2 separate regions of the Mus musculus genome follow, and region 1 is linked to region 2. The links are chromatin loops, found by intact Hi-C in ENCODE. Cell type or tissue: heart. All regions are shown on one strand.

The links. Peaks named below come from ENCODE experiments on the same cell type or tissue, not always from the same donor. Only the 100,000 strongest peaks of a DNase experiment are listed, where the experiment ranks them.
Region 1: it touches region 2 in a loop (2.2-fold over the local background); 4 of 42 quality-filtered maps call a loop at or near these places.

What each region holds. Positions count from the first base shown.
Region 1 is chr8:36,743,572-36,746,071 of GRCm38, forward strand. The region is part of intron 5 of Dlc1 (deleted in liver cancer 1); the gene reads right to left. Among named protein-coding and RNA genes, the nearest start is that of Dlc1, 210 kb to the right of the region's middle. In heart, no CTCF peak of the experiment used is centred here; a DNase peak (open chromatin) is centred at 1,370; H3K4me3 peaks cover 104 bases; H3K27ac peaks cover 1,232 bases.
Region 2 is chr8:36,688,313-36,690,812 of GRCm38, forward strand. All of the region lies in intron 5 of Dlc1 (deleted in liver cancer 1), which reads right to left. Among named protein-coding and RNA genes, the nearest start is that of Trmt9b, 230 kb to the left of the region's middle. In heart, a CTCF peak has its summit at 1,364; no DNase peak of the experiment used is centred here.

The DNA.
Region 1 (2,500 bases), 55 kb after region 2:
GTCCTAGAAAGCCTTTTCCCCTGTTTCTCCAACTGCTTAGTTAGCTGGGACTTCTTGCTCTGTGAATCTCTTCGGTGTGTGGCCCTTGGCTGCTCTGGGTCTAGATAGCTGTCAGATGTGAGCGGAGGAGAGTAGTCATTGAGAAACTCCTTAGGCTGCTCAATACTTTCCATATTTATTTGACGCTCATGGTAAACAACTTGCAACTTGTATTTTCACTGGATTTTTCCGCTAATTTTCATTTTATATTAATATCTTTCCACAATTGTGCTGGCTCGTTTTATGTCAACTCCATACAAGCTAGGGTCATCTGAGAGGACGGAACCTAAGTTGAGAAAACACTTCCATAAGATCTGGCTGTAGGCAAACCTGTAGGGCATTTTCTTAATTAGTGATTGATGGGGGAAGGTCCTGCCTATTGTGGGAAGTGCCACCCCTGGTCTGGGGTTCTGGGTTCCATTAAAAAAAACCCGAGTAAGCCATAGGGAGCAATCCAATAAGCAGCACCCCTCCATGCCCTCTGCATCAACTCCTGTCTTTAGGTTCTTGCTCTCCTTGACTTCCTGTCCTGACTCCTTTCACTGATGGACTATGATGTGAAAGCACAAGCCAAATAAACCATTTTCTCTCCAACTTGCTTTTGCTCATGGTGTCTCAGCATAGCAGTAGTAACCCTAACTAAGACATTTAGCCTGAAGATGAGGTTGTCAATGATGCAGGAACCCTGGTCTGAGTGGAAAAAAAAAAGGTCCTTTGGGAAACCTCATTCTGAAGTAAACCTACAAGGTATAAAGAGACAGTGATGAGGGCAAGCATAATTGTGTGAAGTCGGGAACCAGCCTCTGTGCTACAGTTAGGGTGTTGGCTATCTCTCAGAGGCCACTGCATTAAGATTGTTTCCCAGGGTGGCTCTGCTGGGAGACAGAGGAGCGAGCGTCTAAGCGTGGGGCCTACTGGGGAGGCTTTGAGTCATTACAGTTGTCCTTTTAAGGAACTGTGATATCTATTCCCTTATTCATTTTGTACTTCCTGGGTCACAGTGGGGACAGCTGTCCCCACGTTCACACTCCCACCATAATATCACATGTCACCACAGACCCCAAACAGTGGCTGCTCATGTAAAACTACCAAAAACGGCAAGCCCAAATGTGTAGGTCAATTGTTTTAGTGTTGTGTTACAGAAAATGCAACTAACACGCTCTGGATTACAGGAACACTATTGGCTCATTTTTTTTCTTTTAATTATTTACACAGCAGTGCTTCATTGGTAAGTGCCATCAGCATTTCAAGTAGAGAAAGGAAAAACAAGCTCTCAAGGAAACGGAAGTGGTTTTGCCTCTGGAATTTCATGCTGAACGAGTGAGCGAGCGAGCGAGTGAGCGAGCGAGCAGTTCACATCTGGCCTGAAGATGAGGTTGTCAATGATGCAAGAACCCTGGAAGCTAAAATATTAAAAAAAAAAGAAAAACACAGCAGGGCTGGCGGTAGGAAGTGAGGTGGCAACCTTGCCACTGAAGTGGGAAGTGCCCTTATTTAAAGCAGACCTCTTTGCCTGTAGCTGTGCTGTTGCTAGCATTTAGTGAAAGGGTGATTCGCTCTGAAATCAGTTGGAAAAGTTAGAGTTCTTAAGGAGCAGCTTTAGGTCTTTAGTTCTCCAAATTCATGCTGTCTTCTCTTTATCCTACTGATGTCATTTGTTATTTGTTATCGAAGAAACGATTGAGTTATAAGAACATAGAAGTCAAATGTAACAAAACCTGTCACTCAAAACAAAACATAACTGGGAAATGTTCAACTCTGTTCAGTCATTAATTGATATATGTATCCCCCCCCCCCACACACACACAGAGACACACACACACAGAGACACACATACACAGAGAGACACACACACAGACACACACACACAGACACACACAAAGTCCATATATATGTAGCCCATATATATATACATATATATACACACATATACATATATATATATACACATATATATATATAAACTCCATCTCTCTCTATAAAGTCATATATATATATATAGTCCATATGTATATAAAGTTCACAAATATATATATATATATGTATATATGTGTATGCATATATATATTCCTTTATTAAAAGTGATATTGATCATAATGATTATTATCAAATGGTTCCTGGTATGGTAACATATCATTTAAAACAAACAGTTCCTGATTTTTAATTTTTCTTTTTTACTGTTGCATACAAGAATAGGGATATCTAGATCTTGCAGCTGGGGTAATACCTCTGATTATAAGATTTAGTGTTCTTGGTAAAGTTATAACTGTCCAAGGCCAGTTGGAGCTTGAAATTATCCTATTTCTCTCTCTTTTCCTCTCTGAACACAGGCTCTGGGCTCTAGCTGGCAGGCAGCATGATTGCATCATCAAGCCATAAGCACCCCTGCAGTCCTGACCTTGCCAACACTTCCTTAGCCTAGCAATGTCTCAGATCTTCCTTTCCAGTTTCAAGGCGCCCA
Region 2 (2,500 bases):
AGAAATTTTGGCATCTGTCCTAGAACAAAGATGATGTATTTTCACATATTTATCTATATGCAAATACATAAGGCAACATTACTCATAATGACACCTATTATATAAACAGTACAAATGTCCCTAATTGATAAAATAGGTGGCACACATATATAGTGGAATATTTTGTGCCGATATAAAGTCATAAAATATTGACAAGTGCTGCATGGTTATGAACCTTGAAACTATTGTATCAGCAATAGAAGACAGTCAAAGAGGCCTTGGTAGGTTATGACTCGCCTTGTATGGCATGGTCTGAACACTCAAACCTGGACGTTGGGTCAACAGTTGTCTAGGACCAGGTTACATGTGCAATGGAGAATGATCATAGGTGGCTAAGAGACTATCTTAGGTTATAGAAAATATTAAATGCGTGCAATTCAGTTCTGTTAAAGTCTATTGACCTGTGTGTTTTTAATGGGTGAATATGCACTGTGTACATGATAATTCAATGAGGGTGAAGGGAGGGAGGGGAGAAAGAAGAGGTGGAGGAGAAGAACTGTTCTCCTTGGTTATATGTCGTATATGACATTTCCTCACTGCAATAAACCAAGGTGCTTCTTTATATCCCAGGCCGGTAAAGAAAACATGCATTCCATTCTGGGAGTCTTCACTTCACTCCAGTTGGTGACCCGCAGCTATGGAAAACACTTCCATCTTAGACCAGACGGATTAGTAAAATGAATTTGGGTCCCATGTGGACCTAAAAAGTAATGGCCAGAAGCTTTGATGTTGTCAAACAACTAACCAAATAACACTCTGCGTAAAAAGAAAACAGATGTCCAGACCCCACCGGAGCTGGCTTTGATCTCTTCTGTGGCGGCTGCCCACTCATAAAGAACGCCAGCAACTTTGTTGCTCTTCTTAACAAGCCTTACTTTATTAGGTTCACTGATTTCATGCACACCAAACAGGCGGGAAACGGACACAGCTCTCTAAGAAAGGACTTTGATGTTTCGCTAACACCAGCCAGCAATGCATTTCTTGCACTCTCAGCCAGAAAATGCTGATTACAGGAGAGCTTTATAAATGCTATGTTAAGTCTCTGCTGGTGTGGATAGCGTTAGAAACTGTCATGGCCAGCCATCAGACACTTCCCGGGAGTTCTAATCAAATACACAGCCATAGGTGCTCTTCCAAGCTGATCGAACATCGCCTCCTTGAAAGTCATTGCCTATTTGTCTTTTGTTGCTGTTCAACTAAAAAGTAAAGGACAGGGCACTTGGAGAGATAGTGCAGAGTTTAAACCACCTGCTGTTCTTCCCAGGGGAGGTTTGGAGGGGACCAGAGTTGATTGCCAGTACCCACACCACCAAGCTGCTTACAACAGCCTCTAACTCCAGTTCCAAAGGATCGTACTCCCACTTCTTGCCTCCAGGGGGCGCAGCTATACGCACTGGAATTCACACACACACACACACACACACACACACACACACACACACACACACACACACACACACACACACACACACTTTTAAAACTCTTTTTAAAAAGTAAATGATGACATTGAGAACAGGGAGCAGCTGTCTGGTCTGCTTTTCTGGTTTAAGAGCCCACAGGCTAAGAACCAGCTTGTCCAAATTCACACAGCTTATTGGATTAAGCACTGCATGTGTCCCTATATCAGAATGATTTTAAACTCTCCTGTCCTCTCACTATTGATGAACATCATTGGTGACCTTGAAAGTGCTTTACAAAAGTACGGTCTTTGAACTATCATCTCTTCCTCCCTCCCTCCCTCCCTCCCTCCCTCCCTCCCTCCCTCCCTCCCTCCCTCCCTCCCTCCCTCTCTTTGTTCTTCAGTTCAGGGCAGAACATCTTGGGTCTTTTAGGTGATAGGTAAGCACTCTACCATGGAACTACATCCCTAGCCCCAACTGTCATTTCTTAGATGCAGATGCGCTGAATTGCGTCTTGAGTTTTTCGTAGATATTTTCATTGGCTATCAGGTCCCCTGGTGTCCAGAGAACACAAGCAACACAACGAATCCCTACATATCTGAAATGTCCAGTTTGGCCCACAGAACTTTTCTGTTCATTCTGGTATGACATTAATAGCCATTCATGACTTCTTAGATACCTGGTCAATGCAGTGGCACTGTCCTCTGGGGGGGGGGGAGTGATCCTGTTTTTCTTGGCCATTGGCATCTGCATGGACACAGCTTCCTGAATGTGAAAAACAGGCTTAAAGTGGGGGACAAAGACAATGCTTGAGCAAGACTCTGAAGCCTGAATAGGGCCTTGTCAGGTTATCTTCCTCCACAGTCCTTCACATACCCAAAAGAAATGGACAGCCATCCCTATCGACTGCCATTCCAAGCCCGTAACTCAGCTATAATCCAAGAGTGGAGAGGAATCCATGGATCTTCGCTCCCCACCCCACTTAAGAGTCTTTAATATCGCCTTGGCAGCTTCGAGAGACTGATATTTAGATAAACATCTCTGGAATTCAAAAACCAAAT